Regions from separate parts of the Homo sapiens genome. Here region 1 is linked to region 2. A link is an interaction called in ENCODE POLR2A ChIA-PET data of the cell type or tissue named here. Cell type or tissue: PC-9. All regions are shown on one strand.

The links. Peaks named below come from ENCODE experiments on the same cell type or tissue, not always from the same donor. Only the 100,000 strongest peaks of a DNase experiment are listed, where the experiment ranks them.
Region 1: POLR2A ChIA-PET joins it to region 2 with 7 read pairs; 2 of 35 experiments call an interaction of 5 or more read pairs at or near these places.

What each region holds. Positions count from the first base shown.
Region 1 is chr1:106,765,290-106,773,289 of GRCh38, forward strand. No RefSeq gene overlaps it. Among named protein-coding and RNA genes, the nearest start is that of LINC01661, 49 kb to the right of the region's middle. In PC-9, no CTCF peak of the experiment used is centred here; a DNase peak (open chromatin) is centred at 3,402.
Region 2 is chr1:106,709,412-106,717,411 of GRCh38, forward strand. No RefSeq gene overlaps it. Among named protein-coding and RNA genes, the nearest start is that of LINC01661, 100 kb to the right of the region's middle. In PC-9, no CTCF peak of the experiment used is centred here; no DNase peak of the experiment used is centred here.

The DNA.
Region 1 (8,000 bases), 56 kb after region 2:
TACAGTGTTGGCCTTTTAAACAAGGATGACTATATATATATATATATATATATATATATATATATATATATATATAACTACACATATATATGTGTATATATATATGTATATACAAAGATAACTGTATATATATGATATACAAAGATAACTTTGTATATATAATATATATGTTTACATATATATATTATACTGTAAGTTCTGGGGTACATGTGCAGAACGTGCAGGTTTGTTACATAGGTACGCACATGCCATGATGGTTTGCTGCATCCATCAACCCACCATCTACATTAGGTATTTCTCCTAATGCTATCCCTCCCCTAACCCCCCACCCACTAACAGGCCCCGATGTGTGATGTTCCCCTCCGTGTCCGTGTGTTCTCATTGTTCAACTCCCACTTATGAGTGAGAACATGCGGTGTTTGGTTTTCTGTTCCTGCGTTAGTTTGCTGAGAATGATGGTTTCCAGCTTCCTCCATGTCCCTGCAAATTATATATATTATTTACAAACTTATACACATAAAACAACACTGTAAAGGATAAGTACATATTCAGGGAGGCAGAAGGATATATTTCAAATCAATTTGAAAAGGCATTTGTAGTAAAGGAGAGGAAAAGGAAAAAGAGTGGCATTGGTGAAGTGGGAAACAAGTAAAACAAGAGAGTCCTTCATGGAGCAATGTGAGCAGACCATGACATGAAGAGAAGAACTGATTGGAATCTCTGTGCGTTTTCTAATCTCTTAATAGAGAATTTAGAAAAATTTTATTTTGTAGAGTTTGTGACATGCATTCTTAAACATGATTGATGTGAAGAAAATTGGGAGCATTTTTGGAAAATAATTTTAATTACCAAATGCTTTCTGATACTTAAGATATGACAAATACAAATTTATTCACATTACCAAGACTTGAACACTGGCTCATCAGTGGAATATGCAATATCCTCAATATCACTATGAAGCAGAAGCAAAATGAGCCAGTTCTGACCTAGAGATCCCAGGTGTTTAGGTGCAGGCAACTGAAAACTCTTGCACAGATTAAGATTGGACTGAGCCTGAAAAAAAGAGAAAAGAAAAAACTTAAGGTGGGAGTCTGTACACCAAAATTTCAAAACATGTGAAAAACACTAATATTAAAGTGAATAACATTAGCATCAAATAAAATAAATGCAATAAAAACTTTAAAAGAAAATTCTACAATGAGCATGTTTAGAACATATAATTGTTCATATTATATTTCCTCCTCCTCTCTGAAGAAGCATTTTAATTCACTATTCTGTGAACTCAGATGTGACTAGGTGGCTTGCTTTGCCAAAAAAAATCAATAAGCAATAAAATAATAGAAAATTAGGGTAGAAAAGAAGCTTATTCAAACTTACACTCACTGTAATGTGTAACTCCTATTTATCTATCCATTTATTTATCATCTATCATTTATAATGGTACAGATATTTGAACTCAGATTCACCTCCTGTGGCTTCTACGCAATGATCCTGTTCTATTTCTCCAACAAAAACAAAATATAACTCTTTCTCACACATTGTAGCCCTCTGAATGCTTTAAAACAAATATATCTCTTCTTTGTCTTCTGTTCTGCTAATTAAACATCTCAACTTCATAGTTTTCTTTATGAGACATAGATATCAGAAGTCTCACCATAGTGCTTACCTATTTCTCCAGACTGTTTTATGTGGAAATCTTAAAGCTGATAGATGAAACTTTGTATCTTGTTGGGAAAAATCACACAAATTATTTTTAACCCTAGGGCCACAACAGAACCCATTCTTGTTGCTTATTTTCCTTTTTAACCATTTAAAAAAACATCATGAGATATATGATCCTTATATTAGAGCAAACAAGTTAGAATATGGTAGGAAAAAAAATACTATGCTTATTTAGAAGTCCAAATAGAAATTCCAGCTCTGTCCCTTGCAGGTTATATGATTCCATGAGCAAGTTATTTGACAGTTATGAGGCTTGGTTCATTCAGCCTTAATATGAGGATTTGAAAGATTTACTTCTATAATGACTTATGGTACAAAGAACTATGCAAATAAGCTGAAGGAGTTGGAAATAATGATGAAATGTATTTCAAGAAAGCACTACAAAACTTTGAATCATACGTTTTGACAAAATAAATATTTAAGTGCAACTCTACCAAAAGTGTGAATTATACTCATCCAGTTGCAGAGATTATTTTTGAAAAGACATGTCTCAGCAAAGTCATTTTAATCTAGCTCATTTGGATTGACTCTCAAGGCAGGCAATAAAAACAAAATCCCTGCTTCTGTATTATTTTTCTGTGGTATGCTTCCTACTTCTGATGTGTGATGTATTTAATTGAATGAAACTCAGTGATGGAAAGGACGTAACATTTTGTAAGCTTGGTTGACAGTTTGCAATTGATGGGGAGTGTCTCTTGATAAAAGGGAAATCTGGCACTGGAAATCAATAGAATAAAAATGTAAGAAGCATGAAAACATGCTTATATAAAATAATATTTACTTATATAAAAGAATAGCTGATTTTTATTGGGATTAAAAGAAAAATGATTATTCTAGGTATGAAAATGTCATGTAATAACTTGACTACTCATGATTACCTGAAAGTGATCTTTTATACCCTTTACATTTGTATAAAAATATACATCATGGAAATTTGCAGAAATGAAATATGACAGAGCAAAAAAATGGGCATTAACATCCACAGAATTCTATACAAACAAACAAAACCCTACTATTGCCCAAAAGCTACAACTCAGAAGCTGTGCTTGAATGATTTAAGCAAGAGTTAAAGTTTTGACTTTAAAAATAGATCATGACTGGCTTGTCCAGGAAGGCGGCAAAGGATTTTAGATTGTCAGGCCAAAGAACAATCTCAAAGTCTCAGCTTCTTGAGTGACTAGATCTTGATCACTTCCTCAAGGAGAGACATTTGATGATAAAGGAGAGAGGGACATTTTCTCAGCCACTGGAGTTCCTCCAAAAACTGATCCCTTACTCAGCCTTGAAATAAACAGCAGCTGCACCCTGCCCTTTGAGTCAGGAGAAAAAGAAATTGAAAAAGGAGCCACAAAAGCCATGACCACTGTCACTGCCAGAGATGGAGACCTGGAGAATTCAAAATGGGATAAACAGTGTTGGCACTACAATAAAGATACAGAGAATTAATAACGCACCAAGCAGTTTCCTCCAGCTCTCCCTAGACTCCCATCAAAAAATACCGAGATCAATTAAATCAAACCAAGCATTTCAATTGACAAATTAAAAAATAGGACTAGCTATGAATTATTTTCTCTGTTTGATATGAATAATGTATTATATTATAGAAGGCCACGTGGTAAATGGTTAAACCATGATTCACTTGGAATTTATGAAAAGATTTTTGTCATTTTGCAATGCTGTTTTTCAAGCTTGACCACAAAGTGTTGAGCTTGTCTTTGATAGTGCCCTGGTGAAGCCTGTCTAATGGAAAATAGTGAAATATTTTTATCCAGCATGTAGTCAACCCTGCTGTTTTCAATACCAAGGCAAAATGTTAGAACACCTTGCTCAACTTCAGATCAAAAAAATCTTCTTGACTTAACAGCCCCATGTGTTTCTTTTTCAAATGCTTTACTAATTCTGTTGAAATATATGTCCAAAGTAGACATTCTTATTATTATTATTACTATTACTATCCCATAATAGCTTATATTTGTATTTAAAAATTTATTTACCAATCCTCTCAATTTTTTAATCTCCACTCCAATTTCTTTAATGAATTTTCAATCTTCAGCACCTCCATATAACAAAAAGTGCTGCACATATTGCCAGAAAAAACATTTCAAAACCCCATGGATACCTAAGACTTTGCAAACCCTATTAAGGTAAAACAGAACTTATGCTTTTTGCTGTTTTGCAATGGAATTGTAAGAGTTAATATAAGCACCAGTAAATCAATGTGTTATTCTTAACAAATTAGTTGAAGGTAGGGAATAATTTCTTTAAACAAATCTTAATGAATATCATAGAAAAAGAAAAATAGATTCCACTATAGAATGCATATAAGTGTCATTATCACAAAGACAGACTTATATGAGAATCTGTTTCTAAGCAATGTTTCCTTTTTAAGACATCATTTCCATAAGAATTTCACTTTGAATTAAACTATTTTTGAGTTTGTATTTGTCACGGTGACTCTTATTTTTTTCTAAACTCATAGAAAAAAATACAGAAAACCATCCTAATTAGCCTACAGGGTAGTAATTTTTTACACATAAGAAAAATATTCTTATTTTTAGGCTCAGATAGATAAAAATTATTTAAATGGAAAGTATGTGGTAAATGTAGTATAAAAAATCTTAGGAAGAATGAATTCTATTAACCTACACCTGAATTTAAATAATTAGGAATAAACCATTATACAACGTAGAGTGGAAAGCTGAGATAAGTGCAGGTAACATTCTTAAACATTTACCTCCCATCCTATTATTCATTTTTTAACACTTGATAAAATAGGGTACAAGTATTTATAATAGTATTTACATCTCCCAGAACATAGAAGGTGATAACTATTATTATAATCTCAAAACAATAAGCAAAAATAGGATTGGTATGAAAGAGATAATTCTAAAAGAGTAACGTCTAGTATCATCATGTGGCTACTGCTAATGAAGGTGAAAGCCAAAAGGCGTCACAACATTCATCAGGAGTGTGTCTGCATGTCACACATTTCTAAGCATTCTTCCAGAAAATTTCTGGTTCTTGAGCACTCCTTATTTTAAATTGAAATAATACCTGACCTAGTTTGAAGTACAGAACTTGCATATAAGTAGGCTAAAGGCTTCCTATCTTATCACTTACCTCCTTGACGTGAACTGAGCAGATACTCTTCAAGCACAGTTCATTATCCCCCTCCAGGCATTAGCCCAGTCAGGTAATGTGGTCATTATTTCTCAAGGAAAAGGGATTTTTTTTTTTAGTTATTTTTTTCAAAATGGCATTTGATTTTAAGCATAGCCTTCCTAACTCTTACTCATTTCCTCCTCCTAGGCAAGAGGCCATTGGTGGGACAGTCAGACTAATGCTGAAAAGAACTTTACTTTTTAAGAAATTTACATCTAGGAAATATTATCAGTAAAGGTATTCTATAAAAATTGACAAAATAAATTTCTGATGAGTATTATTTGCTAAATAAAATTCCAAGACTGACTGCATGATTAGGTTTATTTATTAAAAGTTTTTGTGGGGTGGATTTGTAAATACTTTAAAAAATTCTAAGTGCTCCAGTTATATAATATTAACCATGAGAGTGCTATTATATTTATAAAACCACCTCTGAACAAAAAGACAATCAACTTTTATAGAAATGTGTTTATATATGTATAGAATGTATATTTATGTCTATGCATACATCCAATTCTCATTTTAAGGAGACTAATCTTTATGTGTTTTTTAAATTCACATCATGAGCTTTGATTCGGTTTCAGAAACTAGCTAAATGCAATGAATTATATCCACTTACACATTTTTATTGGTCATAGACTTTTCACTTAATTGATTATCATTATTCAAGTTCACCTATTTATAATTCATCATTATTTCAGAAAGGATTCTGTGAAGTTGCTTACTTTGCCAGAGGGAAAAATTAAACTTTTGATTACTTAAAAAAAATTTTTTTATACTAGAGAGCATATGAATCTTCCCCTTAGCTTTGCTTTACTGCTTTCAAGAGCAAACTGTCAAGACCCTCCCATTATCATTTACCTCCCTAAATACTTTCATATTATTTCTCCTGTGTGTACTTTACTGGAATTACAGAGCAAATCAATTTAATCTCTGATGCTTGACAGTGTAATTCACAGGTTGGTTTCTCTCTCATGGAATACTTGTACATGTGGAGTGATCAAATATAATATTTAGAAAACAGACTAATAAGATAAACTTTGATTTTATTAATGATAACATAGTTCATGTATACTTTCCTATATCCATATCTATATGTCCTTATCGGTATTCAGATACATAGATAAGCATTTGCCATCTCAGCTGGCTGTATGTAAGTAAAATTACCTATATTTCAGTCATTTGCTTACCTATTTTTCAAGTAATCTAAGCTATTTTGTGTACCTGTGTGTGTGTACCTTTCTGTTCTTATCATATAATGTATTTTGGTTTATGCTCAATAGGTAAAATATCCTATCATTTAAACCAATTCTTAAAATTTGTGTTACCGGGGCCAGGTGTGGTGGCCCATGTCTGTAACCTTAGCACTTTGGGAGGCTGAGGTGGGTGGATCACCTGAGGTCAGGAGTTTGAGACCTGCCTGGCCAACATAGTGAAACCCCATCTCTACTAAAAACACAAAAATTAGCCGGGCATGGTGGCGCATGCCTGTAATCCCAGCTACTTGGGAGGCTGAGTCAGGAGAATCACTTGAACCTGGGAGGAGGAGGTTGCAGTGAGCCAAGATCGTGCCATTGCACCCCAGCCTGGGCAACAGAGGAGGGCTCTGTTTAAAAAAAAAAAAAGAAAGAAATTTATTACCAAGAATGTGGTGAGGATGTTGTTATACAGTCAAACATGACTTTGGTGGGAGCTAAATAATAAATATAACCTCTGTTTCTTAATGTTTTATCCTTTCTTATTTGTCAAAGTTCCTGATACATAGTAGGTTATTGATATATATTGATAATGAACTGAATAAATGGAAAAATCTAAACTTTCTAAAACATTACCTTATCTTTTGTCTTCAGTGTTGAACTAAAATTTTCATCATTTACTAGTTCACCCAGAATTATATTCTTGTTTAGTTTTTTTCTCTTACAATTAGTATAATGCTAGTTTTGTTTTGTTTTGGCTGTTTTTTGTATTAAGGATTTTTTTGCATTTTTAACCTCATTTAGAATCTAATCAAGTATTTTCAACTGTTCTATTGTTTTGAGACCTTTACTTACACCACTTTTGTCAATTTTCTTTTCTTATAAAGTAACGTGTTTTTCTTTGAATATTTAAATTTGAAACCTCCATAAATCACTTACTTATTATTATATGCATCAAACCTTACATAATCAATAGCTGTCACAATAAAGATTTAAAAATTATAGCAGAATGAGGAATGAATTTTCTTCCATTTCTAAGACATTGTTCTGTATTCCACTTTGCTATTGTATGCACGTCTTCCTCCATCCTAACAAAAAAAAAGCAGTGGTCTGCTGTCTCAGGAGTGATCCCAACCTCTCCAATTCCACTTAAGATACAGTTTTCTCCTCTTTTTCAAGGGACTTGCTCATTTGGTGTGTTTTATCTATCTTCTACTTATAACTTTTCCTTAGTGGTTCCTTTCAATCCATTAGGCTTCTTTCAATACTTATTTGATTTAAACTTGTTTACCAGGCCACTCTCTCTCCTGAGCATGAAAACCAGGTGTCCAATAACTTACCAGACCTCTGATGTGAATATCCCATAGATATGATAACTCATCATAAGATATCAGCAAAATGGTCAAGTAGAGTTACCTGGCAATCATCCCTCCATATATTTCAACTAGACAGACTGAGGAAGTATGCTGAAGAAGTCAGCGGGGACTTCTTTATGTGGAGAAAAGGTAAACTAGAGATCCCTTACAGTCCCCATTGCTACCACAAATGCCAACAACCCTCGCTACAGGGTAGTTCCCCAGTCCTCACAGATCCCAATTCCAGTTTGGAGGTTAAGTGTGAGTTTACACAGCTGAATTGCTTCAAAGTAGGAGCCCATCTTCATCAACCTTCACTTTCACAACCTTAGCTACTATGGCTCAGTGCCATTTTGAAATTGGACCCACTACTACAGTTTGTCTAGCCCTGGGGGCTGGTGGCAACTGACTTTCTCCACTTCTGAGGCCCTGCCATAATCCCATCATGTTCACATGAGTGCCTGCTGCACCACATGAGGCTGCATAGAAAATAGGTCAGAAAGAACTACTGAGACCTCAGTGTTCAAACCCACACAGCATCCCCACACCAGGTGAGCTTCCATGG
Region 2 (8,000 bases):
TAGGTGAAAAGTTAGATTGCTAATTTGACACCTTTCTAACTTCTTGATAAACATGTTGAGGGCTATAAACATCCTTATTAATACTGTTTTAGCTGCATCCCATAGATTTTGGTAAGTAGTGTTCTTATTTTCATTAACTTCAAATTTTTTTTATGTATGTCCTAATTTTGATGTTCATCCAGGAGTTATTCAGGAGTAAATTGTTTAATTTCCATGTATTTGTGCAGTTTGGGAGCTCTTCTTGGTCTTGATTTCTATTTTTATTGCACTGTAGTCTGAGACTGTGTTTGGTATTATTTCACTTTTTTTGAATTCTTTGAGACTTGAGCATGTGGTCTATCTTAGAACATCAAAAGGGTATTTTTTTTTTGTCATTGTTGGCTGTAGTGTTCTATAGATGTCTATTAGATCCAATCGATCAGTCTTGAATTTAGGTACAGAGTTTCTTTGTTAGTTTTTTGCCTTGATTATCCGTCCAGTGTTGTCAGTGGGAGGCTGAAGTCTCACACTATTATTGTGTGGTTATCTAAGTTTTTTCACAGAGCAAGAAGAAGTTGTTTTACGAATCTGCGGGCCCCAGTATTGAGTGTGTGTATACTTAGGATACTTAAGACTTCTTGAGGTATTGTACTCTTTATCATTAACTAATGCCCTTCACTGTCCTTCTTAATATTTATTAGTTTAAAGTCTGTTGTACCCAATATAAAAATAGTGACTCCTGCTCTTTTTTGTTTCCCACTTACATGGCAGATCTTACTCCACCCTTTTACTTTGAGCCTGTGGGTGTCATTATATGTGAGATAGATCTCTTGAAGACAACAGATGCTTAGGTCTTGTCTTTTTATCCAGACTGTCACTCTGTGTCTTTTAAGTGCAGTATTTACCCGTTTACATTCAAGGTTAGTATTGATATGCATGATTTTGATCCTGTCATCGTATTGTTAGCCGGTTGTTATGTAGATTTGATTGCATGGTTGCTTTGTAGTGCCTGTGGGCTACGTGTTTAACTGTGCTTTTGTGGTAGCAAGAGTATTCTCAAATATTAGTGACATGGGAAATGTTTGCTAAGTATATAATCCTAAGTGTTTATGAATACTAAGAAGTTTGCAAAACAATACCATAGCAAACTTAAAACTTTAATATATTTTTCCTTAGGTACTGCATTCATGAAATTCTATTCAACATCTGAATTTTTCAAAATGTCATTACCTAATTTTAAAGTTCATCTGGTTCCAGTTCAATATAGGCAAAACATGTTCCTCTTCTCTACCAAAAAGTGATTACAAACAGAAAAAATATGAATAGAAAAACAATCATAAGAAGGAAAAATCCACTGAGCAACACTGAGGAATCATCTGAAAATATAAATAAAATTGCATCAGATTACTAAGAGAACCTTAGAGTACCAAACAACATGCAGTTTCATCAGGAAAATGGGAGAAATTCTAAATAAAATGCAATTACCTTAGGAAACTGGGACCCAAGGTCCCTGCAAAATAGAATGAGAATAAGAAAAGAAGTAGTCAGCAATGTCATTCATACCTGATAAGTTGAGTAATCCACGTGCATTGTTGTGATGTTTGTGTCCAGGGAACATCATAAAATCAACTCTTGAAATAATGTGGAGCATATTTCTTGATAGGGTTAAATAGTAGACTTTGCAACTAGAGGGATGGGAGTTCTTTGGCTAACTTCAGATGTTGTGACAAATAAGAAGCCCTCACATTTAGGTGTTCCCATAGTGTTTGAAAGGAAAGACCCACCAGAGTACAAGTCTCCACCCAAATTCTTATTATAATTAGGATCATTAATCCTGGTAGAAGAATGATAATTAAGGTTACGGAGGAAAATTACATTATCAATTAACTAAACTTAAACATAATTTTATAAATCAAAAAAGAACATAAAATTTATTGCATTAAGGAAGGAAATGTTGTGATGAAAAAGATAAAGATGTCCCAGCAAGAAACATCATATTAAAGGAATTCTCAGGAATATTCCAAAACATTGAAGTGTAGAGAATAAAATATTGGAAGCTGATTCAAACTTAGATAGGAGTACAGCAATCTAACAATGCAGGATCAAAAATACAAGAAGAAAAACACAAATAAGCCAAGCACATAAAGACAAATATCAAATTATCTAACTTAAGTGTGGAATCTAAAAAAAGATGAACTCATAGAAGCTGAGTGTGATGCTCAACATCACTAATTTTCAGGGAAATGCTAATTAAAACCACAATGAGATATTACCTCACCCTGTTGAATAGCTATTATCAAAAAGACAAGAGATAAGTGCTGGTGAGAATATGGAGAAAGGGGAACTGTTGTACACTGTTGGTGGGGATGTAAATCAATACAGATACAATGGAAAATAACATGGATGTTCCTCAAAAAACCTAAAATAGAACTATCATATGCTCCAGCAATCTCACTACTGGGTATATATAGGAAATGAATCAATATGTTGAAACAATGTCTGTACTTCCATGTTCATTGCAGCATTACTCTTGATAGCTGATATAGAGTCAACCTATGTGTCCATCAATGGTTGAAGAAAATGTGTGTGTGTGTGTGTGTGTGTGTGTGAGAGAGAGAGAGAGAGAGAGAGAGAGATTTTAAACTTTTCTTTTTTTAGTTTTTAAGGCTGAATAGTATTTAATTCTATATATTATTCAGCCTTAAAAAATAAAGAAATATTTTCACTTGTGACAATGTAGATGAACCTGGAGAACACTATATAAAGTGAAATAAGCCAGGCACAGGAAGACAAATACCAAATTGTGTAACGTAAACATGGAATCTAAAAAAGTTGAACTCACAGAAACTGGGAATAGAAAAGTGGTTTCCAGTGATTGGGGGAGGTGGAGGGAATGAGGAAACATGCGTCAAAGGATACAATATTTCAGTTAGACAGAAGGAGTGGTGCAGAGGAGCTACTGTACAACATGGTGACTGTAGTTAATAACAATGTATTTTATACTTGAAAATTGCCAAGAGTAGATTTTAAATGTTCTTGCCACAAAAAAAATTAGGTAATGCATATGTCACTTAGCTTGATTAAGCCACTCTACAATGTACATATATATCAAAACATTTTTGTACTCTGTAAATATATACAACTCTTAATTGTCAATTAGAACAATAATTAATTAAAAATAAAAAATATAACAATTCACAAAGACATAGAAAAGATGCTCACTCTATCTTAACTTACATGACAAGAAGATGAACACTGCTCAAACTACTCTCTTAAGTTTTTTACAAAGAAATGAAACACTTTAATTCTCAATGTTTTAATGTTTTAAATTAAAATGTGTTAAATATATATATGTTCTTTTTTAATTTTTCTATATATTTGTAACTGACATTAAGGAAATTTTTAATATTTTGACAAAAATTTCTAGAGATCATGGTGCAGGATGGCTCTCCAGATGGCCTTGGACCAAACTAGTTCTTCCCCCTTTCTTGTTTGTAGTTCCAGAGATTAAATATAAAATGTTCTGTGGGTGCAATATCCTGAGATAGGGAGAAACTGTCTAAAACAGCATAAACCTTGTTCCTGTCCCTTCAAGGATATGTAATATCATGAGTTAGACAGGACCTGCCCAGGACAGCCCGGGCTTTATTCATCTCTCTCTTGGAAGAAGGATGTCCTTCAAAGCTTTTCACAGTGAGTCATGTGGACTCCGAGGTATATAACCCAGGATGGACTGTTTTTCAGGGTCCCTCAGCTGCAGTGCAAGTAAGGCTTGTGCAGCTGAAACAATGCTACCCTGGGTAGTTTTCTTGACCCTGGAGGACTGGTTCACAACGAATCATTGGCTTCTTTAGTCCCTTGCTGCCTACCTGCAAGTAGTAAATCCTCTTCACGTAATGCATTGCATATGGGTGTGTTCTGTCTCACTGGCCTCAAGCATGTTGGTAATCACTGCACAGTGAACCTGCTTATAACAAGGAATAATTATAGTTTTCCCCCTTGATTACTAAGATTACTTTAAATAGTTTCAAATTTAATGATTATTTTTATAGCCTCACTACAGTGTAAATTGAAGACTGCTAGTAGTTTGAGAATTGGTTTGGTTGTTAAAAGGAAGTAGCACAACAAGAAGTTTAGAGTTAAATGTCATAGCACTCTACAATGTTTCAAATATTTCCTATTAGTTTTATCCTTCTGCACTACTCTCCTCAGTAATGGCAACCCTCATCACAGGATTGCTGACCTAAATCGTTTCCTTCCTTCCTTCCTTCCTTCCTTCCTTCCTGTCTTTCTTCTTTTCTTTTTTTATTTTTTTTGAGATGAAGTCTTGTTGTGTTGCCAGGCCGGAGTGCAGTGGTGCAATCTTGGCTCACCACACCCTCCACTTCCTGGGTTCAAGTTATTCTCCTACCTCAGCCCCCCAAATAGCTGGGACTACAGGCTCACACCACCACACCCAGCTAATTTTTGTATTTTTAGTAGAGACAGGATTTCACCATGTTGGCCAGGCTGGTCTCTAATTCCTTACCTCAAGGGATCCACCCTCCTCGGCCTCCCGAAGAGCTGGGATTACAGGCGTGAGTCACCGCGCCCAGTCCCTAACTCCAGTTTCATACTCACATTCCAGTCAAGAAAAAAAAAATGAGAACCAGTTGTTAAATATTTACCAAAACACAACTGGCCATAGCTACGAAAAACGCTGAAAAATAAGTATATATTTTTAACGGAGCAAATTGCCGTCCAATATTCTGTTGAAAGAAGACAAGGATGAAATGATAGAAAATGAGCAATAATTAGCACAAGGAAGGATGTAATTAGAGTTCTCAGAAATTAAAAGCATGATTATTGAAATAATTTAAAATTTCCACACAAAGAATAAGTTGAAGAACAAACAATACAAGATGGAATTATTAAGCTAGAAGATATGCCTAACCATTCTCACAGTACAGTATGAAATAAAAAACGATATATAATTATAAGGAAAATTTAAGACACAGAGAGTACATCTGAAAGATCCAATATCTATACAATAAAAAATTCACAAGCAGTGTAAATATTCCACAAATAGAGGGTAGAAATAAGAGAATAGGGAATATGGTCAAATAATATATAAAATTTTACTTAGAGACACACAGCTAGGATAGATCTTCATGAAACCTGGGACTTCAAAAGATAAAGACACATTCTTACCATATTCAGAATGAAAAATAAGTTATTTACATTAGATTGAGAATCAGACTGAAAATACTCAATTTTTGCGGAAGAGTAAAGAATGAACAGGCTTATTAACTCTGGATGAAAATATAAATTGGGGGACAATTTGACAATTTTTTTTAACTTTTATTTAAGTTCAGGGGTATGTGTGCAGGTTTGTTATATAGGTAAACTCATGTCACAGGAATTTGTTTTACAGATTGTTTTATCACACAAGTACTAGGCCTAGTACCCAATAGTTAATTTTTCTGTTTCTCTCCCTCCTCCCACCCTCAGGTAGGCCCCCAGTGTCTATTGTCCCCATACTTGTGTCCATGTGAGCTCAGTGTTTATGTCCCACTTAGAAGTGAGAACATGTGTTATTGATTTCCTGTTTCTGCATTAATTTGCTTAGGATTACAGCCTCCAGCTTCATCCATGTTCTTGCAAAGGACATATATTTTTATTCCTTTTTATGGCCGCATAGTATTCAATGGTGTATATGCACCACATTTTCCTTATCTAATCTACCATTGATGAGCACCTGGGTTCATTCCATGTCTTATATATTGTGAATAGTGTTGCAGTGAACATACATGTGTTTATGTCTTTATGGCAGAATGATTTATGTTCTCTTGGGTATATACCCAGTAATGAGATTGCTGGGTCAAATGGTAGTTGTTTTTAGCTTTTTGAGGAATCATCATCATCACACTGTCTTCCACAATGGTTGAACTAATTTACACCCTCACCAACAGTGTATAAGCATTCCCTTTTCTTTGCAACCTTACCAACATCTGTTATTTTTGACTCTTTAATGATAGCCATTCTAACTAGTCTGAGATGGTATCTTACCGTGCTTTTGATTTTCATTTATCCAATCATCAGTAATATTGAGCTTTTTTCCTATGCATTGACTACAAATATGTCTTCTTTTGAGAAGTGTCTGTTCATGTTGTTTACCCACTTTTCAATAGGGTTGTTTGGTTTTTTCTTTTAAATTTGTTTAAGTTTCTTATAGATGCTGGATATTAGACCTTTGTCAGATGCATAGTTTGCAAATATTGTCTCTCATTTTGTACATAATGAGAACAGATAGAACATAATGGAACAGAATAGAGAGCTCAGAAACAAGGCCATGCACATAAAACCATGTGATCTTCTGTAACGTTGATGAACACAAGCAATAAGGCAAGGACTCTTTATTCAGTAAATGGTGCTGGGATAACTGGCTAGTCATATGCAGAAGAGTGAAACTGGACACCTTCCTTACACCATATACAAAAAATCAGCTCAAGATGGATTAAAGGCTTAAATGTAAAACCGAAAACTATAAAAACCCTGGAAGACAACCTAGGCAATACCATTCTGGACATAGGAACTGGCAAAGATTTTATGACAAAGATGCCAAAAGCAATTGCAACAAAAGCAAAAATTGACAAATGGGATCCAATTAAAGTAAAGAGCTTCTGCACAGCAAAAGAAACTACCAACAGAGTAAACAGACAATTTCTACAAAACTGTTAAATGTGCATATTCTTTGAGTGAATATCAACTACAGTTGAATATCCAGGTATCTATACTTCATAAATATTGGCAAAAATATGCAAGGACATAGGTAAAACAATTTACTTCACTATGTAAATAGTAAAAACTAGAGTTAGCCTAGAAATTTATCACTTATGAATAAATAATTGTCAATATTTTTATAATATGGAAATGAATGTAGGCAATTAAAAGAATAAGTTATATACAAATTTACTGATATAGAAGGAGCACATTGCATAGTTAATTGAGAAGCAAGTTGCAGTTTGTATATGTACAGAAGATACACAAAAAATTGTTAATAACAATCCTAAAACAGGTAAAGGGAGGGAGGAAAATTGGAGATGAGAATTTCCACTCTGTGTATTTGATTAATATTTGATTTTCTCATAAGGAGCAAGTCCTTCTGTTATAATTTTTTAAAGTTATGCTAAAATATATTCATTAATAAAGGATAAATTTCCATGTATAAGAATAGCCCGAAATTTCTGAAAAAAAAGTAGTAATAAAAGACTTTTGCCCCACTAAATATCAAAACATTTTAGAAGGTTTTTGCAAATAAAATAGTGTAAAACGATTTCAGATACATACAGGTCCATCAACAGAGAGAAACTTAGAATCCCAAAATCCCACATATATGCTCATATTAAGTACATAATGAAATGCACTTTTAATCAGTAGAGAAAGAATAGGTTGATATTAGGCCAGTTTTTTGTTGAAAAAAAATAAAGATTAAGCAAAAAGTTAAACAGATTAACCAAAAGTTCTTATGCTTATATCTAGGCAGAAATAATGATGGTTAGTAAATTTGACTATTAAAAATCTAAAACAAGACTGCAAAAGCAGCTCCCCCAATTAAAAAAGAGAAAGAAATTTATAGAAAACAAAGAAACTGAAGGAATAAAAAATGCATAACATGTACAATAAAGTATAAATTTTATACATATATAATATTTAAAAATACAAAAGATAAAAAAGGGAGAAGTTTAAATTGTTTGCCTAAAATTATATAGCTAAGAAAGCAGTATGACAAGGTTGGAATTTTACTGTTTGCTGAGAAAACATGTACTGCAGGGCTCACAGTACATGTGACAAATGGCAAAGTGTTGGCCATAGGGGCAAGACAGGACCAAGGACTAAACAGAAATTTATAAAAATGATTAAAATGTCTTTAATATGTGCTTATCCTTTATTTGATCCAATAATCTCATATTTAGAAATTTACTCCAAGGAAATAATCAGATAACTATTCAAAACGGTCTTTTAAAAAACCACAGTTGTGA